Regions from separate parts of the Homo sapiens genome. Here region 2 is linked to region 1. Evidence: chromatin loops called from intact Hi-C (ENCODE). Cell type or tissue: heart right ventricle. All regions are shown on one strand. Links, peaks and the distances in the headings refer to the core of each region. The heading gives the core; the rest is flanking DNA. Region 1 overlaps LOC124904413 (a long non-coding RNA gene). Region 2 holds the start of BOLA1 (bolA family member 1).

Region 1 (15,825 bases), core at 4,595-12,594:
TTTCCTCCCACTCCTCCCTTTACACTCATTTCCACCCAGAGAACTAGTCCTCCACTTTAGGGCTGAGACTCCCAAGACTGGCCCCATCCACTGGGCTAATGAGCAGCATGCCCTCATTTCACCCTGCTCCTTCTTGTAAGAGTCATTTTACACATTTGTCTTTCCCACTTAGCTGAGGCCCTAAGGTAAGGAATTTAGAGATCTTTCCCACCACTAAGGCCCTAAGGTAAGGAATTCAGAATGTATCTCTGAATACATTCAGAAATGTAAGAAACTCAGTTTTAAAGCAGAAAAATTATATATCACTATGTCTATATAGTAGTTATAGCCAATGTCCCTAAACAGAAAATTGTCCAATGGTGCAAAGGAATTAGTAAGAATATCTATAATTTCTAGATCCACATTTCAAATCTCATATTAAAATAGATAACATTATTTGTTTTTAAACTAAATTCTTCATATAAAATACATTCAGAAATGTATTCAGAGATACATTTCCAACAATGATTCTCAAAGCAAAGTCCAGAGACCTTTGCACCAGCATCGCCAGTGGTACTATTATAAGTATATATACTGAGCCCCATCTCAGATCTATTAAGTCAGAATCTCTAGGGGGAGGGCTCAGGAATCTCCATTTTTAACAAGCACCCTCAAGATGAGTTTATTCTAGCACGCTGAAGTTTGACAACTATTTCTCTAAGTGATACCCTGATAAGCTTCAGTTAAGTACAGAGCAGATCAACTAGGTAAAAAGGTGTTAGGACCCGTGTCATATAAAGAATTTTAAAGGAACGTAGGATATTTAGTACTAAAAACAAACATAAAAAAGAATTGGTTGGCAGAACATGAGAGATGCCACTTATGTGAAAAATACTTTAGATTTATTCCATACAGTTTTTGGAGGGTAAGTTCAAAGGGTAGAAATTAGAAGGAGATAGATTTCCGCTTTAATGTAAGGAAAAGATTGCCAACAATTTGAGCTCTTCAAAAATGGAATAGACTTATTGTGAATTCGTGAGTTCACCCCTATTTGGACATAGTCAAGCAGATGATGAATGACTTTATGCCAGAGATGTTGAAGAGGGACTTTTACATCAAACTAGTTGATCACTACATTCCCTTGCAACTCAGGATTCTTAAGATTCTCTAATTTTAGGAATATGAGTTCAATATGGGTTATAATTATTATAACATTTTTCAGGTGATACTAGAAGCCCATTTCCTCATAGTCAAGGATGTAGACACATTTAGTGATTTCACACAATGTATATAAAAACAAGCCTGAGGCTAGGCACTATGGTTCACGCCTGTAATCCCAGCACTTTGAGAGGTTGAGGCTAAAGGATTACAAGATTACTTGAGCCCAGGAGTTCAAGACCAGCCTAGGCAACATAGAGAGACTCCTCCCCTACAAATTTTAAAAAATTATTCAGGCATGATGGCACGTGCCTGTAGTCCCAGCTACTCAGGAAGCTGAGGTAGGAGGACCTCTTGAACCCAGGAGGTCAAAGCTGCAGTAAGCCATGATAGGGTCACTACACTCCAGCCTGGGCAAGACCCTATCTCAAAAAAATAATAAAATAAAATAAAATAAAAACTGGTCTGAGTAAATAAAATCTCACCCAATTATATTTTTTTCAAATTTAAGAGTTTTTAAAGGTTTATTTTATTTTTTATTTTTTGAGATGGAGTCTTGCTCCATAGCCCAGGCTGGAGTGCAGTGGCATGATCTTGGCTCACTGCAACCTTCGCCTCCCAGGCTCAAGTGGTCCTCCTGCCTCAGCCTCCCAAGTAGCTGGGATTATAGGTGCACTCCACAATGCCTGGCTAATTTTTGTATTTTTAGTAGAGATGGGATTTCACCATGTTGGCCAGGCTGGTCTCGAACTCCTGACTTCAAGTGACCCACCCGCCTCAACCTCCCAAAGTGTTGGGATTACAGGCATGAGCCACCTGTTATATTACAGGCATGAGCCCACCACCTGGGGTGGTGGTGCACACCTGTAGTCCCAGCTACTTGGGAGGCTGAGGTAGGAGAATCGCTTGAACCCAGGAGGCAGAGGGTGCAGTGAGCCGAGATCACACCACTGCACTCTAGCCTGGGCAACAGAGCAAGATTCTGTCTCAAAAAATAATAATAATGATAATAATAATAATAAATAAAAATAAAGTTCAAGGATATGTAGCAAAGAAAATCACTTACAACAACCCAACATTATAGTCTGTCTATAAAATAAACACATCTACTCCTTCCAACTTCATAAGGGTGAAAAATAAGAGTTTAAAATATGAAGCAGAAACAAGATGTATTAGTTACCTGTGAAAATAGCTCTCTGATTGTGTGCCTTTAAATTGGCAGGGGAAAAAAAGAAACTCAGTTTTAAAACAGAAAACTTATATATCACTATGTCTATATACTTGTTATAGCCAACGTCCCTAAACAGAAAATTGTTCAGTGGTGCAAGGGAATTAGTAATAATACCAATAATTATTAGATTCAGATTTCAAATCCCATATGAAAATAAACAATATTATTTGTTCTTAAACTAAATTTTTTTTTTTTTTTGAGATGGAATCTTGCTCTGTCACCCAGGCTAGAGTGCAGTGGCATGATCTCACCTCACTACAACCCCCGCCTTCCAGGTTCAAGCGATTGTCATGCCTCAGCCTCCCAAGTAGCTGAGATTACAGGTGTGTGCCACCGTGACCGGCTAATTTTTTTGTATTTTTAGTAGAAATAGGGTTTCACCATGTTGGCCACGCTGGTCTCGAACTCCTGACCTCTAGTGATCTGTCCAACTCAGCTTCCCAAAATGCTGAGATTACAGGTGTGAGCCACCGTGTCCAGCCAGAAAACCTTTGTGGAGGTGCTGGGGATTGACCCAGGGCCTCATGCATGCTAAGCGTGCGCCCTACCACTGATCTACACCCCCTTTAATTCTTAACATCAGAAATATTATTCAACAGACACATATCAGAGTTGAGGGAAATTATTGGAAAATTGAGACCAAAAAAAGCATACAGAAAGTTAATTTATTTTCTAGACAGAACTCTGCTAGTATTAGAATCAAATACTTTTAATTAGATAGTAATTTACTTGCTTTCTTGTAACTTATGGCCATCTTCTCTAGTCTGTTTGTTACAGTCCTACACATATTAAATAGCAAAAACAAACTAATTATATATTTTGCATGATCAGTATGTTACAACATTAAGATCAGACTAATAATACAAGTCACCTACTCCATTGCCAATTTTTATACTCCCTGCAATCTTACAGCACATCCTCATATGAACAAAAAGCCTTTATATTTATCTTACAGAGGATATAAACATCAATTTATAAAAAAGAGACACAAGCCTTATATAGTTAAAAGTAATATAATTAACATGATTACAAAAACATTTCTAATAAAGCAGAGGAAATAATTATATTGCTTGTAGTTCTAGTAAGAGTTTATTGAACCATTAAAAATAATTTCAAAACAATAAAATACAAAGGCAAATATCCAAATAGTTTTGTATGGATCTAGCATTCACTTTTCCTTGATCCAACCTAGTTTTAATTCCTATGGCCTACAGGATGGCTTAGATAAGGAAGAAGCTAAAAATTGGCTGTTACAGAGTTGCAGTTGTGTGGCATATGGGTGATCTACGTAACTGAAGTTGAAGGGAGAAATGCAATCTTCCCCCAAAACCTGCTTTTCCTTCAGTCCACTGTCACAATCCTGAGTCCAGCTACTCTCTCAACATCTCCATCTCCCTGGCTAAAACCTCCCATCTCTCATCTGGGTTGTTGTAAAGCCTCCTAACTAACCTCACTTCTTTTGCCTTTGCCTGCTATGATTAATTCCCAACCCAGTAGCCAGACTGATCCTCTCCTCAAAGCTCTCCAGTGGCATTTTTTTTTTTTTTTTTTTTTGAGACAGAGTCTTGCTCTGTCACCCAGGCTGGAGTACAGTGGGGCGATCTCGGCTCACTGCAACCTCCACCTCCCGGGTTCAAGTGATTCTCCTTCCTCAGCCTCCTGAGTTGCTGGGACTACAGGCGCATGCAACCACACCTGGCTAATTTTTTTTTTTTTTTTAGTAGAGACGGGGTTCCACCATGTTGGCCAGGATGGTCTCAATCTCCTAACCTCGTGATCCACCCGCCTCGTCCTCCCAAAGTGCTGGGATTATAGGCGTTAGCCACCACGTCTGGCCTCCAGTGGCATCCTTATTCAAAATAAAAGTAAATATCCTAGGGTGGGCATGGTGGCTCACGCCTGTAATCCCAGCACTTTGGGAGGCTGAGGCGGGCAGATCACTTGAGGTCAGGAGTCCAAGACCAGCCTGGCTAACATGGCGAAACCCCATCTCTACTAAAAATACAAAAATTAATTGGACATGGTGGCAGGTGCCTGTAATCCCAGCTACTGGGGAGGCTAAGGCAGGAGCATTGCTTGAACCCGGGAGGCGGAGATTGCAGTGAGCCAAGATCATGCCACTGCACTCTAGCCTGGGCGACAGAGCACAGCTCTGTCTTGGAAAAAAAACAAAGTCAATATCCTCACAACTAGGTCCTACACCAACTATTCCCCATTTTCCATCTTCCGCTGTCAATCACTCAGCTACCCTGGCTGCTTTGCTGTCTTATGAACAGCCCACTCCCACCTCAGGGATTTAGCAATTGCTCTTTCCTTTATCCAAAAAACTTTCATCTGGATTACATGTATCTTATTCCTTTAACATCCTTCAGGTTTTTGCTCAATGTTCATTTTTCAGCAAATGATTCCCTAACCACCACATTTATAACTGCAAACCTTATGCATCTCAACACTCCCCCCAACCTCCTTCTTTAAACTTGTTTTTGCTCTATAGAACTTACTACCACATGATTACTATATATTATGCTTATTTTGTGTACTGTCTGATTGTCCTCACTAGATTGTAAGAGAGATTAGGGATTTTTGTCTGTTTTTTTCAATCCCATATTTCCATGGCTAGCACCTAATAGGTATTCAACAAATGCTTGTTGAATATATGAACATCCTCTATAAATCCTCTAGTAACCAGTGTCAAGAACTACATGCCTATGTAGGTGACCCAAACACTTCCTCTAAGAACTGTATAGAAAAATAATTTCAGGCCAGGCGTGGTGGCTTATGCCTATAATCCCAGCACTTTGGGAAGCCGAGGCGGGTGGATCACGAGGTCAAGAGATCAAGACCATCCTGGCCAACATGGTGAAACCACATCTCTACTAAAAATACAAAAATTAGCTGGGCATGGTGGTGCGTCCCTGTAGTCCCAGCTACTCGGGAGGCTGAGGCAGGAAAATCGCTTGAATCTGGGAGGCAGAGGTTGTAGTAAGACAAGATCGCGCTCCAGCGTGCACTCCAGCCTGGCGACAGAGCGAGACTACGTTTAAAAAAAAAAATTCATTTAATTTAAACATCTTAATTAAAAATAGGGAGCATTCAATTAAACATTCACATAATAACTACACAATTATTCTCTTTACTTCTTTCCTACTTTAAGCCTTGATGCCATCACTACTTCCAGAAAAAAAAATAGTTCCTAAATATCCCACAGAAGAAAACAAGGTAATGTTAATATAAATACTCTGCCCCTACATTTATGCAGTCTTCCCTCATATTTTTGATAAATTCCACACCCTTCCACCAGAAGTTAAAGAAAGGAGACGTATCCTCCCACTTTCGGAAATGCTTTAACCAAAATTAAAGAGAGAATGAACAAGCTATCCGTAGGAACCCATTCATCGATAGAAAGGAAAAACATTTCCTAAGAAATGTCAGAGACAAATGACTCTGGATCTAACACCATTTGGGGGGTTTCATACCATTGCTAACACAGAGACATAATATTATTAGATTTATATTAATAAGGCTGAGTGTAGTGGCTCATACCTGTAATCCCAGAACTTTGGGAGGCCAAGGCAGGAGGATATCCTGCTTGAGGACAGGAGTTCAAGACCAGCGTGGGCAAAATAGTGAGACCCGATCTCTACACAAAATAAATAAATAAAATTAGCACAGTGAAAGGATTGCTTGAGCCCAAGAGTTCAAGGCTGCAGTGAACTATGATTGTACCACTGCACACCAGCCTGGGGAAGAGAGTAAGACCTTGACTCTTAAAAAAAAAAATTGTATTAATACACTACTTCCAGAAATTAAACAAGACATACACAGTATGTGGATATAAACAAAGAAAATGATTTCCATGTACAAAACATAAAACTCATAGATTAATAACTCAAGTTTCCTAGTCTATTTTCTTATTTTGTTTCATTAAAAAAAAAATTTGAGACGGAGTCTCACCCTGTCACCCAGGCTGGAGTTCAGTGGCATGATCTCAGCTCACGGCAACCTCTGCCTCACTGGTTCAAGCAATTCTCCTGCCTCCGCCTCCTGAGTGGCTAGGATTACAGGCGCCCGCCACCACACTCGGCTAATTTTTGTATTTTTTTTTCAGTAGAGATGAGGTTTCACCATGTTGGCCAGGCTGGTCTCGAACTCCTGACCTCAAGTGATCCGTCTGCCTCAGCCTCCCAAAGTGCTGGGATTACAGGTGTGAGCCACCATGCCCCGTCTACTTAGAGGTCTAGTAAACTTAAATCAGTTCTGAAGCTTTTCCAGACAGTAGTAGTAAAATACACTATAAATCAGATTACCTGGTTCTCAATTCAATGTTCTTTTCATTCTGTCATGCTGCTCTCTAAATTTGAGTGTTCTCTTGACCAGGAATTAAATTATTCTCTATATCTGAGTTGAAACTACTATATCACCAGGAAATAAAAAAGTCTAACTTCCCAATATTATTCCTAAATTAAATCGTGGTTAGTCAGGATGTTGCTATATACTTTTAATAATAACTGAAAATTGAAGCAGAAAAAACCCCAATTCACTATGACTTGTATATTTTGTGCCATGAACAGAGGAAATTGTCATTTACAGTATAATTTTCTGGGCATAGGCATGGATTCCGGTGTTCACATCCCCAAGTTCAAATCTCAGTTTTGTCACTTATTAGGGGACATTATCTTAATGTCTCTAAGCTTTTATTTTCCTTCTCTCTCTCTCTCTTTCTTTTTTTTTTTTTTTTTTTGAGACAGGCTGATTACAGGCTCGACCTCCTGGGCTCAAGCAATCCCCCTGCCTCAGCCTCCCGAGTAGCTAGGACCACAGGTGCAAACCACCACGCAATTAATTTCTGTATTTTTTATAGAGATGGGTTTTACCATGTGCTCAGGCTGGTCTTGAACTACTGGGCTCCGCCTTGGCTTCCCAAAGTGCTGGAATGACACAAATGAACCACCGTGCCCAGCCCTATTTTCTCATTTTTAAAAAAGAAAGGTTATTGTTTCAAAATATGTTGTACATGAGGCCAGGTGTAATGGCTCATTCCTGTCATCCCAACACTTTGGGAGGCTGAGGCAGGAAGGTAGCATGAGCCCAGGAATTCAAGACCAGCCTAGGCAGAACAGTGAGACCCCCATCTGTACAAAACTTTTAAAAAAATTCTCCAGGCATGGTGTTACGTGCCAGTAGAGGCTGGAGGGTCACTTGAACCAGGGAGGTCAAGGCTGCAGTGAGCCATGATTGCGCCACTGTACTCTAGCCTGGGCAATCCAGGGAGACCCTGTCTCAAAAAAAAAAGCATGCTTTACATGATAAATATTACAATTTTTGCCAATTAAAAATAAATATTTATCTCTCATATCCCAGGAAATCAAGTAAAAATAAATAAAAGAAATAAATGAATAAAATTTAAACAATAAAAAGAAGATAGCACTACTACTTATGTCTTTGAGTTGTGAGAAAAATGCACAGAAAGTACTTAGCACATGGCCTAACACATATATATATTCATAGTGACAGATACACTACTGTCAATTGCAGTCAGACATGAATGGAAATCATAATCAGATTCTCACCTTTCAAACTTTAGATGTGACTTCATAGTAATTCAACAAATCTTCCAAGTCCAGAACACCTGTTGATTTGAATCTTACAGCAATTACTTTTATCTAGTCTTTAAGAAATGAAAAAATAATGTAACAGCAAACTCATGCAGTGACTCAATAAATTTAAAGCCATAAACAGGCTAAATCCAACACTAAACAAGCATTTTGCAATCTATTTTAGCCAAAACAATGCATTTTCCCTCATTCACATAACAATTACTCAGTATGCCAGCTCCCAGTGTTACAGAGCCTGTTCTTGGTGATTCAAGGGCGCCCTCTGTCTGAGTGCTGAAAAAATCCAAACCCAAATTTAAAACTATGTAAAAACATGCTTTCAAGTAAATTCTTAATAAACAGTTCTATGAAATTGATCCTGTCTTTAATCACTGCTGGCAGATAGTCCTTAAAAAAAAAAAAGAAAAGAAAGAAAAAAACGGCTGGGTGCGGTGGCTCACGCCTGTAATTCCAGCACTTTGGGAGGCCAAGGCAGGTGGATCACCTGAAGTTAGGAATTCAAGACCAGTCTGGCTAACATGGTGAAACCCTGTCTCTACTAAAAATACAAAAATTAGCCAGGCGTGGTGGCAGGAGCCTGTAATCCCAGCTACTCGGGTGGCTGAGGCAGGAGAATCGCTTGAACCCAGGAAGCAGAGGTTGCAGTGAACCGAGATTGCGCCATTGCACTCCAACCTGGGCAACGAGAGCTAGACTTCGCCTCAAAAAAAAAAAAAAAAAAAACCACCAACAAATGTCATGTCATTTGTTACAAGAGCACAAGAAATTCATGTCTACATCTCTGTAATTTACCTGGAAATTTGGAAATTCCATGATATTTTTCTCAAAATTTATTCCATATTATTCAATGAAATTATTGACATGAGTCACCTAGATAAGTTTATTGCTCTCTTTTTTTGTCCTGTCCATGTAAAACTCTGTACTTTATTTAACATGTCATTGTTAATAAATGACATGTTATTTATTATTATTATTATGTCTAGTTTCTAAAACAAGACACATAAAAAGGATGTGTACAAAAATATATAGTGAAATGCCCACTAAAAAGTAGGTTTCTTTCCATCTGCTTCCACTTTAAGGAAGTTATTCAACTTCTCTGAACCTCAGTTTATCTGGAATATAAAAATAATATCCACCTTAAAGGAAAGTTGCAAAGGTTAATTCAGATATCTGTAAAGGTCTCAGCACATAGTAAAAGCTTAATGAAAGGTGGTTGTTATTATTTACTACTATTATTAAGAGAATAATCTTAAATAATAGTGTCCTACATTAAAGACATTTTATTTGCTTCAAATGGAAAGATATGTAAATAAAAAAGTTTATGATTTACTTTTACAATATTAAACAGTCTTTCTAGTTAAGAAAAACAGTGATCTTGATTAAATGCTTGACAGATCAGGAATGAGCCATTTCTAAAAGATTATTTCAATATAAAAATATTATGCTCTCTTCATGTTAAAAACTCTCAATAAACTATGCATTAAAGGAACATACCTCAAAATAATGAGTCATCTATGACAAACCCACAGCCAATATCATACTGAATGGGCAAAAGCTGGAAGCATTCCCCTTGAAAACTGGCACAGGACAAGGATGCCCTCTCTCACCACTCCTATTCAACATAGTATTGGAAGTCCTGGCCAGAGCAATAAGGCAAGAGAAAGCAATAAACGGCATCTGAATAGCAAGAGAGGAAGTCAAACTATTTCTGTTTGCAGACGACATGATTCCATATTTAGAAAACCCCATAGTCTTGGCTCAAAAGCTCCTTCAGCTGATAACTTCAGCAAAGTCGCAGGATGTAAAATAAATGTACAAAAAACACTAGCACTCCTATACACCAACAACAGTCAAGCTGAGAGCCAAATCAGAAAGGCACTCTCATTCACAATTGTCACTAAAAAAATAAAATACCTAGCAATACAGCTAACCAGGGAGGTGAAAGATCTCTACAATGAGAATTACAAAATACTGTGCAAAGAAATCAGAGAAGCCACAAACAAATGGAAAAACATCCCATGCTCATGGATAGGAAGAACCAATGTCATTAAAATGGTCATATTGCCCAAAGCAATTTACAGATAAAATGTTATTCCTATCAAACTACCAATAACATTCTTCACAGAATTAGGAAAAACTATTTTAAAATTCATATGGAACTAAAAAAGAGCCCAAATAGCAAAGCCAAAAAGAACAAACCTGGAGGCATCACATTACCTGACTTCAAACTATACTACAGTGGCCAAAACAGCATGGTACTGGTAAAACAAACAAACAAACAAACGAAAACAAAAAACAAAAAAAAAAACAGGCACATAGACCAATGAAACAGAATGCAGAGTCCAAAAATAAGGCCACACACCTATGACCATCTGAACTTCAACAAAGCTGACAAAAACAAGCAATAGAGAAAAGACTCCCTAGTCAATACATGGTGCTGGGATAACTGGCTAACCATATGCAGAAGATTGAAACTGGACTCCTTCTTTACACCATATACAAAAATCAACTCAAGATGGAATAAATACTTAAATATAAAACCCAAAACTATAAAAACCCTGGAAGACAACCTAGGCAATACTATCCTGGACTTAGGAACAGGTGAAGATTTCATGACAAAGATGCTAAAAGCAATCGCAAAAAATTGACAAATGGGATCTAATTAAACTTAAGAGTTTTTGCACAGCAAAATAAACTATCAACAGAGTAAACAGACAATCTACAGAATGGGAGAAAATATTTTCAAACTATGCATCTGACAAAGGTCTAATATCCAGCATCTATAAGGAACTTAAACGAATTTACAAGAGAAAAACAACTACCCCATTAAAAAGTGGGCAAAGGACATGAACACTTTTCTTTCCCTTTTTTTTTCTTTTTTTTTTTTGAGACTGAGTTTCCCTCTTGTCACCCAGGCTGTAGTGCAGTGGCACACTCTCGGCTCACCGCAACTTCTGCCTCTTGGGTTCAATCGATTCTCCTGTCTCAGCCTCCCAAGTAGCCGAGATTACAGGCATGTGCCACCATGCCTGGCTAATTTTGCATTTTTAGTAGAGACGAGGTTTCTCCATGTTGGTCAGGCTGGTCTCGAACTCCCGACCTCAAGTGATTCACCCACCTCAGCCTCCCAAAGTGCTTGGATTACAGGCATGAGCCACCACGCACGGCTGAACAGACACTTTCCAAAAGAAGGCATATATGCAGCCAACGGACATATGAAAAAAAGCTCAATATCACCGATCATTAGAGAAATGCAAATCAAAACCACAATGAGATACCATCTCACACCAGTCAGAATGGCCATTATTAAAAAGTCAGCTCTTTTCCATCTTACAAGATGGAGGGTGAACAAGTTGAGAAGCCAGATACTAAAGAGAAGAAACCTGAAGTCAAGAAGGCTGATGCTGGTGGCAAGGTGAAAAAGGGTAACCTCAAGGCTAAGAAGCCCAAGAACAGGAAGCCCCATTGCAGTCAAAATCCTGTCATTGTCAGAGGGATTGGCAGATATTCTCCATCTGCTATGTATTCCAGAAAGGCCACGTGCAAGAGGAAGTACTCAGCTGTGAAATCCAAGGTTGAAAAGCAAAAGGAGAAGTTTCCTGCAACTATTACAAAACCAGCTGGTGGTGGCAAGAACGGTGGTACGCAGGTGGTTAAACTTTGCAAAATGCCTACATATTATCTTACTGAAGATGTGCTTTCAAAGCTGTTGAGCCAAGGAAAAAAACCCTTCAGTCAGCACATGAGAAAACTGTGAGCCAGGATCACTCCCAAGACCATTCTGATCATCCTCACTGAAAGCCACAGGGGCAAGAGGGTGATTTTCCTGAAGCAGCTGGCTAGTGGCTGGTTACTTGTGACTGGACCTCTGGTCCTCAATCAAGTTCCTCTACAAAGAACACACCAGAAATCTGTCATTGCCACCTCAGCCAAAATTGATATCAGCAATGTAAAAATCCCAAAACATCTTACTGATACTTACTTCAAGAAGAAGCTGCAGGCAGGGCATGGTGACTCATGTCTGTAATCCCAGCACTTTGGGAGGCCAAAGCAGGCAAATCACTTGAGGTCAGGAGTTCAAGACCAGCACGGCCAACATGGTGAAATCCTGTCTCTACTAAAAATACAAAAATTAGCCGGGTGTGGTGGCATGGGCCTGTAATCCCAGCTACTTGGGAGGCTGAGGCAGGAGAATCTCTTGAACTCAGGAGGCAGAGGTTGCAGTGAGCCCAGAGCGTGCCACTGCGCTTCAGCCTGGGTGACAAGAGGGAAACTCAGTCTCAAAAAAAAAAAAAAAAAAAAAGACGCTGCAGAAGCCCAGACACCAGGAACGTGACATGTTCCATATAGAAAGAGAAATACGAGATTACAGAGCAGCACAAGATTGATCAAAAAGCTGTGGACTCACAGATTTTAACCAAAATCAAAGCTATTCCTCAGCTCCAGGGCTACCTCTGATCTGTGTTTGCCCCGACAAATGGAATTTATCCTTACAAATTGGTGTTCTAAATTTCCTTTTTTTTTTTTTTGAGACGGAGTCTTGCTCTGTCACCCAGGCTGGGGTGCAGTGGCCTGATCTCGGCTCACTGCAAGCTCCGCCCCTCAGGTTCACGCCATTCTCCTGCCTCAGTCTTCCGAGTAGCTGGGACTACAGGCGCCCACCACCACGCCCGGCTAATTTTTTGTATTTTTTAGTAGAGACGGGGTTTCACCGTGTTAGTCAAGATAGTCTCGATCTCCTGACCTCGTGATCCACCCGCCTGGGTCTCCCAAAGTGCTGGGATTACAGGCGTGAGCCACTGCGCCCGGCCTGGTGTTCTAAATTTCTTAAGAAGAATCTAATTAAATAACTGATAACAAAAAAAAATAACAGATGCTGATGAGATTGCAGAGAAAAGGGAACACTTCTGCACTGTTGGTGGAGTGTAAATTAGTTCAACCATTGTGGAAAGCAGTATGGTGATTCCTCATAGAGCTAAAAGCAGAACTACCATTCGACCCAGCAATCCCATTATTGGGTATATACCCAGAGGAATTCTACCCTAAAGACACATGCACACGAATGTTCATTGCAGCACTGCGCACAATAGCAAAGACATGGAATCAAACTAAATGCCCATCAATGACAGATTGGATAAAGAAAATGTACGTATACACCATGGAATACTATGCAGCCATAAAAAAGAACAAGATCATGTCTTTTGCAGGTACATGGATGGAGCTGGAGGCTATTATCCTTAGCAAACTAATGCAGGAACAGAAAGCCAAATACTGCATGTTCTCACTTATAAGCAGAAGCTAAATGATGAGAACTAATGAACACAAAGAAGGAAACAACAGACACTGGGGCCCACTTGAGGGTGGAGGGTGGGAGAAGGGAGAGGAGCAGGAAAAGTAACTATTGGGTACTAGGTTTAGTACCCAGGTGGCTAAATAATCTGTACAACAAACCCCTGTGACATGGGTTTATCTATATAACAAACCTGCACATGTACCCCCGAACCTAAAATAAAAGTTTAAATAAATAAATAAATAAGAAAAAACTATTATACTCAAGACTCCTTTACCACCAATGAAATTTAAGGAGTTACAGGAATATGAATTTTCTAGTACTTACTTCATATGGCTTGCCTGTTCTCTTAAAACATCATCTAAGATGTTAAAAATAATTCAGTCACATTTATGGTCATCTACATATCTAACACCAAGAGCAGCCCCAAAACAGAATAATGATAATAAAAGGGATCTTAGCAATTAATCTAGTTTGATCTTTTTTAAGGAATAAAACTTATTCTGTATCTCCTTAACATTATAAGTTATTCTAAAATTCATCTCATGAATTGCAATAATTCTGGGAGGAGGCAAGCACATGATAAATATTTTTATATTCCATTTGTTGATGAGGAAACTTATAAACAGTAAAACTAAGCACAGTATAAAATACTTGTTATGAAAAATTAATTATAGCTAGGCTAAAGACTACTTGTATTATCTCAATTCTCACATCAATCTGAGGTAGGCGTTATTTTCTCCATTTACAAATGAGGAAACTGTGACACAGAGAAGTTACATAACTTGCCAAGTTATGCAGCTAGTACACACAGAATCAAATCCAGGCTCACTGATTCCAGAGCCTACACTCTTAACCTCTATATTATATTTTTCCTAATACCTAAAAAGAACAATTTTCTTAAATATCCATGAGTCTATAACTGACACAAATAAATGACTGAATAAATAAATAAATGGGGGAAGACAGGACAGGTCTTCTTTACAGAAAATTCCAATACATACACAAGGAATGAAGAAAATAATCACCATTAGATAAACACCAATTGTTGCAGGCAAGAACCATCAATGGATTACAGCTAAAATTAGGAGGTGAAAGTATGATGAGAAACAGAATATTTTCATAGCTTCAACACATCTCTCCATATGACATATGTTAATTACAAGGAGAAAAATAGTAATTTTACAGTGGAGAAAGCCTGCAGACACCAGGTAAACCAAGTGATCAAAGTTAATATCACCAATGATAAGATATATCAACATTATGTATGCCATGATATTGAGAAGGCTACATCACTTTTTTGATATTTCTGCCAAAAATGCACAATCTCAATCTAATAATGAGAAAACATTAGATAAACCCATATTGACGGATATTCTACGAAACAACTGACCAGTGTGCTTAGAAAGAGTAATTTAGTTAATAGTATTTTACCAATGATAATTTCCCAGTTTTGGTCTTTGTACTATGGTTATGTAAGAAGTTAATATTGAAGGAAGTTTGGTAAAGAGTATAAGGGAACTCTCTATTTTTGCAACTTTTCTGTAAGTTTTAAATTTCAAAATAAGAAGTTGAAAAAGTAACAATTTTCTTAAAATCTATAATCCAAACCTTATTAATTTATCTTCCTCTTTATTCTCAGAGAGGCCAAATTGGTAAGTTCTCCCATGAGTTGACTAGTGTCACTGGCAGAGGAGCTAAGAATAGTTCTCCATGGGTCAACTGTCTTCTCCATATACTACATGCTTCTGTAAGGAGATTGGATGATGACGATACACAATAATCTTGTATTTGTAAGTAGTAAGAACAACTATTTTAAAATGAAAGGATTCAGTCTTTTCTCTTAGAGGTGTTCATTAGTTTTTAATCATGAAATAAAATTATTGCCCATGATTCTGAGGTTCTGTGTCTTGATACTCTAAAACATTATATACAGTGAAACAGCATTCTGTTAGGATTTGTCCAATAAAGTACTTTTCATTATCATAATGTTTTAAACATGTAGACTCAGTAATCCTTACTCTAAGAATGTAGAGATATGACTGTGCTAAGGCAATAAGTATGAATAAACAGAAATGTATAGCTAGCTAACATCACAGCTTAACTCAAAAGGTCTGAACCAAGCCTAAAGCAGAAAAGTATGACAAGTGAAAGCACTGCCCAAATGCCCTTGGAGCATAATTATGAGCCCATTTTAAGGGGCAAATACTAATAGAATTGGATGAAGGATTGTGGGACAGAAGATTTAGGGGTAAAGAATAGTATTAAAGCTCAACGGAAAGAGAACAAAAACTACTCAATCTCCTTGTATTCGCTCAGCCCCCAATAATCTTGACCCTCTACTGCTTTGCTACTCAAAATGTGGTCCATGGAACGCCAGCACCAACATCATCTGGAGCTAGTTAAAAACAAAGGATATAGGCTGGTGCCTTTAATCCCAGCACTTTGGGAGACCAAGGCGGGGCCAATCACTTGAGTCCAGGAGTTCGAGATCAGCCTGGGCAACATGGAAAAATCCTGTCTCTACAAAAAAATACAAATAAATTAATGGG
Region 2 (15,825 bases), core at 1,736-9,735, 150 kb before region 1:
CGACAGACCTTCATTAAATAGTAGATATTATTATGACTATATTTTTATTAGAAACAAAGACAATAAGCTTGCCCTGTGGAGCTCGCAACTTGCAAAGCTTTCGTTTATTTTTACGACAGCAATAATAGTGAAGTTGCCGTCTCCATTCATACATCAATTCACTCATCCATCCAATATATCTTATTGAACACCTAAGTATGTCAACACTGAGCTTGGCATCACACATCTAGAATATAGTGAATATACCATTCATTGTGCCTGGATCTCTCTTTCCACGTGGTTAGTTCCCTCTAGTCATTCAAATTTCTGTTTCAATGTTACCTTCACACCTAGGCTTTCCCTGACCTCAGCCTCCTACCTCTGCCTAACACTGTCACTGGATTTGCAAACTGCAAGGTCCTAACCAAAGCAGGTCCTATAGATGCCATCTTTGTAGCAGCTTTCTAATCAATGTACTTCTCTCTAGCCCATCTCGTGCCTTCACTCAGGTTATCTTTCACCCAGACTACCAACAAAGACTTTTCTACTCCTCTCCCTGCTTCTACTCTTCCCACTCCTCACCAGAGTGGCCTTTCTAATAGACATTCTGATTCTTTTCTCACTGTACACTCTCTCCCCAGGTGATCACATACCACACCCCAGCCCCACCCCCATGATCTCATTTCATCTTCAACAACCCCTAACTAAGAGATGTCTCAAATATACTTCTCACATGCTAAAATTAGTGGGAAAAAACTTAATGAGAATTAGGAAAGTAGATACACTTAGAGTATCTTCCACAATTACAGACAGAAAAGGAATTTTATAGTGGAAAAGCCTGACAGATACCATCTTAATCAAGTGATCAGAACTATCACTAGTAATAACAAAAAGATCACGTGCCCTGGTAAGGTTCACAGAGAAGAATTCAACATTACTTCTGCAGTATTCCAGCCAAAAATGCATGTGCTAAATTTTAATCATAAAGAAACATCAGACAAACCCAGATTGAGGGACATTCTACAAAATAAATGTCTGTAACTTCAAAATTACCAAAGTCATGAAAGACAAAGAAAATCTAGGAAACTATTTCAAGTTAATGGAGAACAAAGAAATATAACAACTGAATGCAACACGTCATCCTAGATTGGATCCTGGACCAGAAGATATTTCTTTTCATTTTATATATATGATAGTAGTGGAACAATTGGCAAATTTTGAATAAGGTCTGTAGATTAGATAATAGTACCGTATCTGTGTTCATTTCTAGAGTCTGACAGTTATATTCCGGCTATGTGAGAAAATTTTTTTTTTTAAGTAAATATACATCAGTCAGGATTCTCCAGGGAAACAGAACGAATGGTAGATATTTTGATAGATAGTTTTATTATAAAAAATTGGCTTTTTGATTATGGAAGCTAATAAATCCCAAGATCCCCAAGATCTTCAGGGTAAGTTGGCAAGCTGGAGACCCAGGAGAACTGATGATATAGTTCCAGTCCAAGTTCAAAGGCCTGAGAACCAATGGTGTAGTTCCAGTCCAAAGGCCGAGTCTAAGACCCAGATGGAGCCAGTGTTTACTTCTGAGTCTGAAGGCTGAGAAAAGCCAATGTCCGGGTCTCAAAGCAGTCAGGCAGAAGGAAGTCTCTCTTACTCCGGAGTGGGTCAGTCTTTTGTTCTAGTCAAGCTTTCAACTGGTTGGATGGGACCCACCTATATTAGGGAGGGCAATTTACTCAGTCTCCAATTCAAATGTTAATCTCATTCAAAATACTCTCACAGAAGCACCCATATTTGGCCAAATATCTGAGCACCAATCCTCTAGAAGTTGGGACATTAACCATCACAGGCCGTGCGTGGTGGCTCACGCCTCTAATCCCAGCACTTTGGGAGGCTGAGGTGGGTGGATCACCTGAGGTCAGGAGTTTGAGACCAGCCTGGCCAACATGGTGAAACCCCCCTCTCCACTAAAAATACAAAAATTAGCCAGGCGCCATTGTCCACGCCTGTAATCCCAGCTACTCAGGAGGCGGAGGCACAAGAATCACTTGAACCCAGGAGACAGAGGTTGCAGTAAGCCAAGATTGCATCACTGCACTCCAGCCTGGGCGACAGAGTGAGACTCCATCTCAAAAAAAAAAAAAAAGTTAACCATCACAGGTAGAGTTTAATAGGCTTTATCTCTGAAACTTAGTCTCAAACAGTCCAGAAAATAATTATATATTTGTAGATAGGTACATACAAATAAAACAAACAGTGAATTGTTAATATTTGGGTAATCTAGGTATCAGGATAAAGGATATACAGGAATTATTTGAACTGTTTTTTTTAACTTTAGATGCACAAACCTTGTAATTATCCTTGACACTTTCCCTCCCACAACCAAGCCATTACCACACCCTGTAGGTTTTACTTTCCTAATATACATCCTGTAGCCACAATTTCTCTCCATTTCCACCACCACCACCACCACCTTGGTCCAAATCATCATCATCTCTCACCTAGACTGCTACAGTAACCTCCCAACTTGTCTCCCTGTTTCCACTCTTGCCTCCTCTACAATCCATTCTCCACCCTGAAGCCAGTGATCTTTGCAGAATACAAACTTAAAGTCAGCTAAATGCAATGCATGATCCTTGATTGGTTTCTGAAAATTAAACATTTATAATGTTTACTTAGACTGTGCTGCTATTACAAAATACCACTGACTGGGTAATTTATAAACAGAAATGTATTTTCTCACAGTTCTGGAGGCTGGGAAGTCCAAGATTACGGCACTGGCAGGTTTGGTATCTAGTGAAGGCCAGTTCCTCATAGATACGCCATCGAGGTGACCTTACATGGCAGAAGGGACAGAAGGGGCCAACTTACCCCCTCAAGCTCTTTCAAAAGGCGTTAGTCCATTCTTGAGGGTGGAGCCCTCATAGCCTTATTACCTCCTAAAGGCCCCACCACTTAATACCAACACCATGGATTAATTTTCAACATGAATTCTGGAGGAGACATATTCAAACTATAGTAGACACCAATGAGACAGTTGGGGAAATCTGAATATCAACTGTATGTGATTATAGTATTGTATGAATGTTAAATGTCTTGGATGTGGTAATGGTATTGTGGATATGTATGAAAATGTCCTTGTTCTTAGGAGATACACATTGAAAGTACATAGCAATTAAGTGTAAAGAATTTTGTGGGGCCAGGCGCAGTGGCTCACGCCTATAATCCCAGCATTTTGGGAGGCCGAGGCGGACTGATGACCTGAGTCAAGACCAGCCTGACCAACATGGAGAAACCCCGTCTCCACTAAAAACACAAAATTAGCCAGAGTGGTGGCGCACGCCTGTAATCCCAGCTACATGGGAGGCTGAGGCAAGCAAATCGCTTGAACCCAGGAGGCGGAGGTTGCTGTGAGCCAAGATCGCACCATTGCACTCCAGCCTAGGCAACAAGAGCGAAACTCCATCTCAAAAAAAAAAAAAAGAATTTTGTGGCTGGGTGCAGTGGCTCACGCCTGTAATCCCATCACTTTGGGAGGCTGAGGCAGGCAGATCACTTGAGGTCAGGAGTTCCAGAGCAGGAGGATCACTTGAGGTCAGGAGTTCCAGACCAGCCTGGCCAACATGGTGAAACCCCATCTCTACTAGAAATGCAAAAAAATTTAGCCAGGTATGGTGGCACCAGCCTGTAGTCCCAGCTACTCAGGAGGCTGAGGCAGGAGAATCACTTGAACCCAGAAGGTGGAGGTTGCAGTGGGCCAAGATGGCGCCACTGCACTCCAGTCTGGGCAACAGAGTGAGACTCTGTTTAAAAAAAAAAAAAAAAAGAATTTTGGGCCAGGCGCAGTGGCTCACGCCTGTAATCCCTGTAATCCTGGGTGGCCGAGGAGGGTGGATCACCTGAGGTTGGGAGTTCCAGACCAGCCTGATCAACATGGAGAAACCCCGTCTCTACTAAAAATACAAAATTAGCCGGGCATGTTGGCACATGCCTGTAATCCCAGCTAATCAGGAGGCTGAGGCAGGAGACTTGCTTGAACCCAGGAGGCAGAGGTTGCAGTGAGCCAAGATCACGCCATTGCACTCCAGCCTGGGCAAGAAGAGCAAAACTCCATCTCAAAAAAAAATAAATAAATAAGATTTCTGCACCTAACTCAAGTGATTCAGCAGAAATAATTATTATTATTTCATTATTATTATACACACATACATTAAAAGAGATACAAAGCCAAGTCTGGCAAAATCTTATCAGTGAACCTAGGTGAAGAGTGGATAAATGGGTTGCTCATTGTATTAATCTTGCAAATTTTCTGGAAGTTTTAATTTTTTTTAAAGGCTAGGGAAAACAGTGTATGTCATAGTTTAAATTTCTTGAGTGTGATAAGGTTATTGTGGTTATGTATGAGAATATCTTTGTTCTTAGGAGATACATATTGGAGTAGTTAGGGGTGAAATGTCATGCTATCTGCAACTTACTTTCAAATGGTTCATCCAAAAAAGCATATAAATATATTTTAAAGTATATGTAAAGTACTTAAATATATGAGTATATATGTACAAGTATAAAATAAATATAAATGCAAAAAATGGTGGGTCAAGTGAAAGGTAGAGGGTGTTGCTTTGAACTATTCAACTTTTCTGTGGCTTTGACATTTTTCAAAATGAGAAGTTGGGGAAAAACATTTAGAAATATGTAAATATATTAAGGATACAAAATAAAATTTAAATAATTTTACAAGTTAAGAATCATCCTGGAAAAATTACATCCTGTTACATCCCTGCTTAAAACCTCAGTAGCTTCCCACTACTTCTAGGATAAAGACAAAATTGCCTAACAAGGGCTACAAGGCCTGGGGTGGTCTGGCCCGTTCCTCTCCTCCTGGTACCCTACTCATCACCATCAGCTGCCCCCTAGGCTCCAACCACACATAACCACACCCTAACTACACCAGAAGGAAAGACTCCCTCAAAATTCTCTCTCCTCCTGTCCTTTACACATGCAGCTACCAAAGCCAAAACCTCACTATGAGGGACTGAGAAATGGATTCTCATGTTGTTTCTGCTGAACTGTTTCCCTAAATCTCGGAAATATTCTCTGCCCGCCTCCCATTCCACCTCTCCAACCCCGGCCAAGTCTGGGTAACTTGCCTCCTTAGCATCCTGTGTTTATCTCATCGTAGCACCTAGTACCCAGTATTGCAATTGTCCGCTCACTTGTTAGTCTTCAGTGCTCTGTTGTCTCCTTGAAAACAGGGCCTGACTTGACTCCCCAGTCCCCAGCACTAGTCTGGGGCACAGTAATTATGTATTCAATCAGACTTCCATTTTCTTGCATATAAAATAAAGGAGTTGGGCTGGATGATCTACAAGATCTATTGGCAGTAAAATAGATCTAATAATCCCAATCCCAACTGCGCGTGAATTCCCTTTTTCTTTGCATTGCTGGGTTCAGACTTTCTGACCACCTTACCAGTGGGGAGAATCCGAGACTACAGTTCCCATGAGCCCTCAGGGCACCACGTGGTGCCTGCCCGTGCTACCAACGCGCAGCGAGGACTCCATTTCCCAGCGTGCCTCAGGAAGGGCGCCAGGACTGCATTTTGCTCCGGAGCGTCCAGAGTCCTGGCCCTGAGCGGGAATCGCAGTGGCCGAGGCTGAGCGGCAGGTAGAAGGGGCGTCTCCGGGGCTTCACAGGGAACACAGGGGCTTCGGCCCAACCACAAGTACGCAGTTGCACATGCCCTACTTTTGCCCATTCTTTGCAAATCCCCTAAGGAACGAACGCGCCTCGCGTGCGGGCCTTTCTAATCTTCGCTTGTCCCTTCACTTCCACAGCTGGAGGTCGAATTCACCACGTCACGTAGAGAAAAGGGGCGGTGTCTCGGGTCTCCCCGTGTGGCATCAAGGCGGGCTCCCTATAGGAGCTGGTGTGGACGTCCGGGCGTGGGGTTAGGGCGGATGCGGGGATCGCGGGGCGGGTGTTGACATTGTGCTCTCACCAGGCGGATCGCCCCGACCCTCACTCCTGGCGTCTGAGTCTCTGGCGTAGCCCATGCTGAGTGGGCGGCTGGTCCTGGGTCTGGTCTCCATGGCTGGCCGCGTTTGTTTGTGCCAGGGCAGCGCGGGATCCGGGGCCATCGGTCCGGTGGAGGCCGCCATTCGCACGAAGTTGGAGGAGGCCCTGAGCCCCGAGGTGCTAGAGCTTCGCAACGAGAGCGGTGGCCACGCGGTCCCGCCTGGCAGTGAGACTCACTTCCGCGTGGCTGTGGTGAGCTCTCGTTTCGAGGGACTGAGCCCCCTACAACGACACCGGCTGGTCCACGCAGCGCTGGCCGAGGAGCTGGGAGGTCCGGTCCATGCGCTGGCCATCCAGGCACGGACCCCCGCCCAGTGGAGAGAGAACTCTCAGCTGGACACTAGCCCCCCATGCCTGGGTGGGAACAAGAAAACTCTAGGAACCCCCTGAACCCCAAGAGAGGGAGGACCAGGATCCGAATGGGCTGGGTGAGCACGAATTACCGAGGCCTTCCCTTTGATACAGTCCAGGATTTGTAAGGGATGAAGACCCCTGGGCCCCATTCTGTTGGGGTCCATACATACTCTCCGAAGATAGCAACTTGCTTCAGGTCAAAGTGAACCCGAGAAAAGAGAAGAATCACTCACTACTGCTCTTGCCCTGGACTATTCAGGAAGGGCAGCCCGGATGTTCCATGTTAAATCGTGACAGAATTGCACCAGACCTGATGAGTTGGAAACAATCCTATACATTAAAAGAAATTACACTATGAGGCTGTGTTCTTAATGGACTGCTGAATCAGTGCCACAGGTGTTCTTGGGAGAAGAAAGATACTTGTAGACTAGTCGGGAAGGGCTTTATGAGGGAAGTGATCTAGTTGGATCTTTAAAGGAAAGCACAAAATTAACCAGAAAGGAGAGGATAGGTGCTGCAGGCAGGGAGAAGAACCTGAGCAAAGACATAGACGCTGGACTGAGAAGTGAGTTAATGGACAAGACAGGGGATATAGGCAGGGACACATTTGAATTTCATCTTGAGGGGGGGAATGTTTGGCTTTTTTACAGCCTGTTCATTTCCAAAAAGTAGTATTTGTATTTGTTTAAAAGAAAAATGTTTTTAAAAACCACTAAAGCAGTGAAAAGAGGATAAGAACTAAGAAAATGATTACAGATGATGAAGAAACCTTTATATAGCCTTTTTTTTCTTTTCTTTTCTTTTCTTTTTTTTTTTTGAGATGGAGTTTCGCTCTTGTTGCCCAGGCTGCAGTGCAATGGCACGATCTCGGCTCACTGCCATCTCCGCCTCCTGGGTTCAAGCGATTCTTCTGCCTCAGCCTCCCCAGTAGCTGGGATTACAGGCATGCACCACCACACCCAGCTATTTTTTTGTATTTTTAGTAGAGATGGGGTTTCACCATGTTGACCAGGATGGTCTCAAACTCCTGACCTCAGGTGATCCTCCTGCCTCAGCCTCCCAAAATGCTGGGATTACAGGCGTGAGCCACTACCCGTAGCGTTTTTGTTTTTGTTTTTGTTTTTGAGATGGAGTCTCACTTTGTTGCCCAAGCTGGAGTGCAGTGTCGCGATCTCAGCTCACTGCAGCCTCCCTCCGCCTCCCAGGTTCAAGCAATTCTCCTGCCTCAGCCTCCCAAGTAGCTGGGACTAGAGGCTTGTGCCACCACACCCAGCTAATTTTTTGTATTTTATAGAGACAGGGTTTCACCATGTTGCCCAGGCTGGTCTTAGACTCCTGAGCTCAGGCACTCCGCCCACCTCAGCCTCCCAAGGTGCTAGGATTATAGGCGTAAGCCACCATGCCCCGCAATGTAGCCCTTTTTGAGCATTACAGATATTGTCATATTTCTGAGGGGAGCTCGAGTAATGTCTATAGAAGCAACTTTCCAATAATCTCAATGTGGAAATTATTAGAGAAAAAAACTTGGTTAACATATATCTTTTTTTTTTTTTTTTTTTTTTTTTTTGTGAGACGGAGTTTTGCTCTTGTTGACCAGACTGGAGTGCAATGGCCCAATCTCAGCTCACTACAACCTTCGCCTCCCAGGTTCAAGCGATTCTCCTGTCTCAGCCTCCCGAGTAGCTGGGATTACAGGTGCCTGCCACCATGCCCGGCTAATTTTTGTATTTTTAGTGGAGACGAGGTTTCATCATATTGGTCAGGCTGGTCTCAAACTCCTGACCTCAAGCAATCTGCCTGCATCGACCTCCCAAATTGCTGGGATTACATGCGTGAGCCACCACGCCCGGCCCGGTTAACATATATCTTGACCATTTCTAGCTAAAGAATTTAAGGTGCATGTGGTTGGGCAGTAGGGAGTCATTGACAAATTTTGAGTACAGACATGCCAGAGAGCATCTGGGGGCAGATGGATCTGGCAGTGATGTGTAAGTGAGTTGGCATGGGAGACTGGAGGAACAGAGATCAATCCAGAGTGAGGGTAGAACCCTGACTTACAAGTCATCTGTGGGAATGGAAAGGAAGGAGTTTATTTGAGAGCTACCATAAAATCAGAAAATGGTTTGATTGGAACAGAAATGGACTAGAGTGAGAGGGGAGTCAATGGTAACCCCAAGGCAGTGGTTTTCAGATTTTCTCAGGTAAGAACTCCCATGAGATTGTTTAAAATGAAGCTTCTGGCTGGGTGTGGTGGCTCACACCTGTAATCCCAGCAGTTTGGGAGGCCGTGGCGGGCGGATCGCCTGAGGTCAGGAGTTCGAGACCAGCTTGGGCAGCATGGTGAAACCCCATCTCTACTAAAAATACAAAAATTAGTTGGGTGTGGTGGCAGGCACCTGTAATCCCAGCCTCTTAGGAAGCTGAGGCAGGAGAATCGCTTGAACCCGGGAGGCGGAGGTTGCAGTGAGCCAAGATCACGCCACTGCACTCCAGCCTGGGCAACAAAGCGAGACTCTGTCTCAAAAAAAAAAAAAAACGTAGATTCAAGGTCCCTATCCTTCCAAACCAAGAAAAAAAAAAAGGGTTCTGATTCAACAAGTCAAGAGTGGAGTCTGGGGTCTATATTTTTAAAAAGCATACCAGAAGATTTAGAGGAAAGTTGGTTCTATTCTTATGAAACATTACTCCCAAAGTTTTCAAATCTGGGAGACTTAGAGGGCCCTCCATCTGTAGGGGAAAGATCAAGGTAGAGAGGCCAATTTAGGAAGTAAATCTGGTACACCATGTTATTCTGACCTTCAGTCCATCTCACCATTTTACCCTCCAAGGCTGTTAGGAGAATTGGATGTAGGTGGAGAGTCACAGAAGCAGGTATAGCCATTTTGTATTTTGAGGATTTGTTTCCGTTTTATTTTTCGTCAATATTTTTCACTGCATTTTTCACATCAACAGAGTTGGGTTTAGGGTTCCCCAGGAGAGCAAGGGAGATGGATGGGTCCCTCCCAGGGGTGCGAGGAAGAGGGCTACGTCCAGCATGTGGGGAGTGAGGGACAAGGGCACAGGGCACACACTCATACACTGGGCACTGGAGAAGGCAGTCTTTTGAGCACAGACACCAAAGAGTTAAACAGTCACCACCTGGTACAGTGTTACAAAATGGGGAGAGTGACCACAGGGTTGGGGCACTGGACGCAGCATGACGAAGGTGAATTTTGATTTTCTTTTTTGTTATTTTCACTTTTTTCCTTTTAACATTTTTTTAAACATTTTACAAACATCTAAAAACTACAACACGTCACAGCTACAGTGGGGTGAGGGGAGGGCACCAAAGAAAGCAGCCACACAGAGTAGGGTGGGATGGGGCAGCCTAACCTACAGAGGCTATTGTGTGGAAGGGTAAAATGGGGAAACTGAGGCTTCTAGTCCCTGCATTAGGGGTCCCTCACTCACTGCCCAACCTCTCCCCACTCAGAGGAGCTGCCAGGAGGGCCCCTGCTTCCTGCCTCTGCCCCAGCTCTTTGTGCTTTTTGATCTGCTGGTTTGACCAGATGCCTGGTTTCTTTCCCTCCCCTGCTCCCCTCCCTGTGAGGGGACAGGTAGGGAGCATGGGAGGGCAGCTGTGCTATTCCCGCCTGTGCTGTAGTGGGTGGAGCCTCTCACTCCAGAGGAGGCCTCTGCTTCTTGAGGAGGGAAGGAGATGGGCCTTGTCGGATGCCCTCAGATCTCCCTAGACTGTGGGACTCTTATCCCAGGCTGGCCTAGGGCTCCTCCATCCCAGGCTCAACACAGAAACCAGATTAGGGGAGGAACTGTGGGAGGCAGGGTTGTGTGTGCATCCGCTGAAATTACCCTTGGCTTATATTTGAGGACAGTATAGTGATACCCCCCGCCCCATGGCACATGCACACACATATGTAAGTATACATACACATTCACACACAGTCCTGCGGAGCTGCCTCAGAACTTAATCTATTAATAAATAAGAATCAGAAAGCTAATTTCATAAAATTCAGGCTTCATATTTGCAGCCCAAATTGAGAGGAAAGTGGAGGCCAGAGGGCTGAGGTTTATTGCTTCTCCCCCAGCATCCAACAGGAGATGTGAGAGGGCACCCGAGGCCCACTCTTCAGACTCTAAGAAGTTCTTTTGGTCCATGGTCTACACCAGAGCCCCAGCCCCTAGCATAATTGCATACCTGTGGTTTCACCAGGGCCTAGGCAGAGGGAATGATGGGGAAGGCAGGAAGCCTATTCTGGAACCCCTGGAACAGGGAAGCAAGGGCCCCTCTCTAACAGGGGGAGAAGGATGGGGCTCAGCCTTCTCTTGTGCAAAGTCAAGGGCAGTGGGAAATGGGGAGTACAGCTTCATCTCAAAACTGGGATGAAGGAGCCTTCCCTGTAGTCCCTGCCCACGGGGTTTACACACATGCACACGCACACGCACACACAGCTAAGACACCAAACACGGGGAGTGGGGAGTGAGGGCTCTGGAGGTCAGGATGGCAGGGCAGGGAGGGGAAGGAAGGAGTTGTTGGTCTCACAGTGTGCCTGCCAATCCCAAAGCCCTAGAGACCCCTTCACTGCAGCACCTGCCCCCGGGTCTCAGGCAGCTTCAGGGCCAGAGAGCTGCCAAGGGCAAGGGCAGCTGAGGCAAAGAGGATGGGTGCAGCCTTGGTGATTCCCACGAAGGATGTGAAGATGCTGATCCCCAGCACAGCTGCCAGCTTACACAGGGCATTCAGGAAGCCAAAAGCTGTGGTCCTGCTCAGGAGTCCCCCAGTGCAGCACGGCGCAAGGTACAGGAGGGAGGCAAAGGAAGAGTGGAGGGCAGGGAAGTGAAGTCCAGGAAGATGCAGGCAGTGTCCAAGAGGGAGAGAGAAGGTTGGAGAGATCAGAGAGGTAAAGGATGTACACCAGGAATGTAAATAAATTGAGAGACAAAGGGAAAGGAGACCAAAAATTGAGGTTAACAGTTAAGACTTTGAGGAGTAGATACAAAAGCTACCAGATTTTTTTTTCCTTTTTTTTTTTTTTTGAGACGGAGTCTTGCTCTGTTGCCCAGGCTGGAGTGCAGTGGTGCGATCTCGGCTCACTGAAAGCTCCACCTCCCGGGTTCAAGCAATTCTCCTGCCTTAGCCTCCTGAGTAGCTGCGATTACAGGCACCCAGCTAACTTTTTGTATTTTTAGTACAGACAGGGTTTCACCATGTTGGCCAGGCTGGTCTCAAACTCCTGACCTCAGGTGATCTGCCTGCCTCGGCCTCCCAAAGCACTGGGATTACAGGCATGAGTCACCGTGCCCGGCCAAAGCTACCAGATTTTAGAGGAGAAAATGGAAATGTATATCCTCTCACCCCTAAGGATGCTCTTCCCATTCAGCCCTCCTTCCTCACCCCACCCCTCCCCTGAATCCACTGCCCTGCCTCCAACACATTCCAACTACCTCTTGTCTGAGGGGTAGAGTTCAACAGTCAACACGTCCAGCGCATTCCAGGATGCAATGCTGACCCCGCCAAAAAGGCAGAGCAGAGCGATCATGGCCGACTCACTGTTCCCAAAAGACAGGAAGAAGCAGGAGACACAGGACATCACGCTGGAGCCAGCTGGAGCCAGGAGAGGAGAGAGCAACATGAGCCTGGCCACAGTGAAACCCACCCACAGCCCACCCTGTCCCATCAGCTGGCTTTCAGATAGCCCAGGATGAGACTTGTTCCGAAGGTATCCAACCAAGGTATCCAAAAGGAAGGCTTTTCACTCCTCCTCAACCTCCCTTATAATTGTTTATTAATAATATCAGTAACCATCATTTATTCAATGCCAGCCATGGGCCAAGGCAATTGATGCTTTACATGCATTGATCTAGCACATCAACCCTATGACACAGGTACTATTATCACCTCCATTTTGCAGAGGAAACAACCAGGCTCATAGAGGTAATTTGCCAGAGGCCAGAGGCAGGTGGTGGAGCTGAGATTCAAAACCCATAACCTCAAAGCCTGTGCCCTAACCACTTGCAATTCTGCTTACCTCCTTTACCCCCAGAGAAGCTTCTGTGCCAGTCCCCACCCCATCCTGCAGCACCCCCTAAACAGAAAACATGAGAGAGGAACTCTCTGACCAATCTCTTCCACAGCCCAAGGTGAGAAGCCTGTTGACTGCCTCCCGCAGCCCCTGGCCCCTACTATCAGATCTGACTCAGCCTCTCCCCCTTACCAAGCATTCTGAGCCTGCCGATCTTGTCCATGAGCAGGGCAGACACGATATTCCCAGGAAGCACTGCCAGTGTCCCCAGGAAGCTCACAAAGTATACCATGTAGGCACCTTCGCCCGTCCCTGTCACGTCTAGCGGGCAGCCCTCCTTGTTGTGCAGGAATGTACTGTTTATCAGACGGCTGTTCACAAACTTGTACTCGAACAGGTCTGTGGGCAAAGGCCAAGATAAGCAGGCAGTCATAGCAGATGGGAGAGGGAGGCTGTTACGGCTTATGGCTCAGGGCTCTGCATGTATGAAAGTTAGTAGGAGGGGCTCTCAAAATTATTCACAGTGCTAATCACAAAACATCAAATAACATCACCATGGGAACTAGGGATCTTTAGAGCAGAAAATGACCATCATCTGTCCAACAGTGTGACTTTGTCCAAGTTCTCCCATTAATAGTCTTAGCTGCTTATTCATTCTTTCTGTCCGTGCTAGCTGACTATAAGCAGTAGCGATGCCGTGGACTTAGGAAATTTTTCTGAGAAAAACATTTAAAATAATAAAAAGTCCTATCCATTGTTGTTTTCCTGCAACATGGAAAAAGCTCGCCCAGTATGAGGTGGGAAATTTCAGTCTAGCTCACAAAACCAGCATTTCGTGTGCATATACTGAAGTTTGAGAATCACTATTAAAAAGGAGTGGATTCATGCAATGATCCGCACCAAATACCCCTTTTATTGATTGTTTTTCTTTTTCCCAAGAATGCTATTTTGGATGATTTTTACCTTCTTCAAAAGTGCATTAATTTTACCTCACTGAGTTATAATTTCAGCCAAAGGCAAATAAACTTGATGTTTTTGTCAGATATTCTATTACAGGAAAATGTCCAACATCCATTAGATTTTCAGAATTATTGGTGGTAGCTATCAGGCCCCTCTGCCACCTTCCCACAGGGGTCCAGGGATCTCAGCTTGAGAACCCTAAGATAGTGAATGAAAAAGGTTCCTTCTCATCAAGGTCCACCCAACCCTTTGGTCTGACACCCACCAGCCACCCCGCCTTACCAGTGTTATAGAACACAGTGTTGATGAATGTGCAGTTGCGGAAAAACGTGTTGCTGGATGTGACATCCTCAAAATAACACTCTTCAAACAGGGAATCCTCAAAGGACACTGACTTGAGCCGCAGCCCAATGAACCTGTAAGGCCAGGATGGTGAAAGACACTCCCCCGTCATCCTCATGCCCCCTCCAAGACTCACTCTTTAGCGAAGTAATGGGAAGCTGGGCATTGAGAAGAAACCACAAGTGTTTGCCCCCCAAATGTCTTGTCTTGAACCCCTAGACTCATAAAAGAGACGAGGTAGAAGGAACAGGGAAGAAGTGAAGTTTAAAAGTCCCCACATACTTGTCATTGAAGTACTGCCCGCCTCGGTGGATCTGATTCTCCAACGTGAAGTTAAAAGTTACATGCTCTACGCGCTCCCCGGGGAACACTTTGGTGCGGGATGCGTAGTCCACTGCCTGGAGATGGCGGATCATGTCAGGAAACCAGACGGTCAGGCCATAGTAGCTGAAGAGTCAAGGACAATGGAAACAGACAACAGGGCTTCAGACAAGGCTCAGAGATTAGAATCAGGCAGAGGAGAAAACGGAAATGTGTATCATCTCAGAACAAGGGAGAAATGGAGTCAACCTCTGTTAGGACCTTGCTCCTCTCCAGCCTCACCAGCTTCTCCCTGCTCCTCCCTTCAACAGTTGCTGCGCTCCTGGGGGACTTCAGGGTCTCGCACAGCAGCCACTATACTTTTTCTTACCTCCCAAGCATTTGCTTTTCCCTCTGCCAAAAACACTCTTCTCCACCCCAGCCACCCCCACTCCACCTGTCTGACTCCCATTCACCTTTGAGGACTTAGGTCCCCACCCCAGCCCAAGCCCCAAGTGCTCCCACTGCCCTTCCCCCACCCTTCTCTCATCACCCTGCTTCATAGCAAGTTTCGTCTCACTTCTTTTTTTTCTTTTGAGACGGAGTCTCGCTCTGTCACCCAGGCTGGAGTGCAGTGGCGCGATCTCGACTCACTGCAACCTCTGCCTCCCGGATTCACACCATTCTCCTGCCTCAGCCTCCAGAGTAGCTGGGACTACAGGCGCCCACCACCATGCCCGGCTAATTTTTTGTATGTTAGTAGAGACGGGGTTTCACCGTAGCCAGGATGGTCTCGATCTCCTAACCTCATGATCCGCCCGCCTCGTCCTCCCAAAGTGCTGGGATTACGAGCCTCATCGTCCTGCTTCTTAACCAAAACATAAACTCCAGGAGGACCTTGGACCACATCTGTTTCATCCCAGCACAGAATAGAAACTGAATCCTGGTCAGCCTACAGTACAAGTTTGTTGAGTGAACTAGCGAAGTAGAGGAGCTGGCTGCAGGATCAGAGGGGGTCTGCATGGCACCTTCCCTCATCGCTTGTCCCCTGCATCTCCATTCTCCCCACCTCTCTCCCAGCCCACACACCACCACAACCACCACACATCACCCAGCCCACCCATCTCCTCACCTGAATGACATGGTGAACCACACACCCATCATCATCAGAGTGATGCGCCGATATTCGGGACCAAAACAGGAGAGAAAATTCCCCCAAACCTACAGGGGACCAGACAAAGTCAGACCTTGACTATACTAAGTTCTAGCACCCATAGATCCCCACTTTTCTGCCCTCCCACCTCCCTTCAGCTCACCCATCACCCACACACATAGACTTCAGTCCTGCCTTCTTCTCCACTTCCCCCACTCCCTTCTATCTACCACCCCGTCCACCATTACCTGCCCCCCTAGGCTCAAGGCCCGGACCCCCCAGCGCTGGTACCAGGTCCCTGTGTCCGACTGGATCTCAATCAATTCATCCTCCTGATGAATCGTCTTAATGTGGGTTACCTGGGGTCAAGAGAAGGGGTGGGCAGTCACACACTCTGTGTTTCCCAACATCGGCCAGGCGCCTCAGTTTCCCCTGCATTAGCAAAATGGGAGGCAGGAGGTGGATATGATACCCTGAAAATCTCCTTACGGTAGAGTGTGGTCTGAGGTGGGGGGTACTCAGAGAGGGGCCAGGTAGGGGCTGGGGCTGCAGGGCGTGGAGGTCTGAGTCGGGAGGGCTGTGGCTTACTGAGAACACTCGCTCAGGATGTCCTTTGGCTCGCATGTTGGTATCATGGACCTG

Evidence for each region. A loop is a pair of places that touch in the nucleus more often than their neighbours do. Peaks named below come from ENCODE experiments on the same cell type or tissue, not always from the same donor. Only the 100,000 strongest peaks of a DNase experiment are listed, where the experiment ranks them.
Region 2: a loop joins it to region 1, with 5 times the contacts of the local background. A loop is called at or near these places in 20 of 110 quality-filtered maps.

Annotation. Positions count from the first base shown.
Region 1 is chr1:150,042,544-150,058,368 of GRCh38, forward strand. It overlaps LOC124904413 (a long non-coding RNA gene), which reads left to right. Exons shown (of 3, transcript XR_007066598.1): 2 at 5,523-5,587; 3 at 14,916-14,980. It also overlaps a transcript of OTUD7B not described here and the pseudogene RPL6P31. Among named protein-coding and RNA genes, the nearest start is that of VPS45, 17 kb to the right of the region's middle. In heart right ventricle, for the core only: a CTCF peak has its summit at 8,235; no DNase peak of the experiment used is centred there.
Region 2 is chr1:149,894,030-149,909,854 of GRCh38, forward strand. It overlaps BOLA1 (bolA family member 1), which reads left to right and starts at 5,539. Exons shown (of 2, transcript NM_016074.5): 1 at 5,539-5,643; 2 at 5,981-6,766. The coding sequence starts at 6,031. The coding sequence ends at 6,444. It overlaps SV2A (synaptic vesicle glycoprotein 2A), which reads right to left. Exons shown (of 13, transcript NM_014849.5): 6 at 15,772-15,825; 7 at 15,432-15,542; 8 at 15,163-15,251; 9 at 14,013-14,177; 10 at 13,671-13,804; 11 at 12,621-12,827; 12 at 11,851-12,010; 13 at 9,289-11,168. The coding sequence ends at 10,985. It overlaps LOC124904412 (a long non-coding RNA gene), which reads right to left and starts at 5,519. Exons shown (of 2, transcript XR_007066597.1): 1 at 5,449-5,519; 2 at 1,347-1,692. RefSeq lists an enhancer at 5,573-5,632. In heart right ventricle, for the core only: no CTCF peak of the experiment used is centred there; DNase peaks (open chromatin) are centred at 5,552 and 5,902; H3K4me3 peaks cover 1,420 bases; H3K27ac peaks cover 1,299 bases.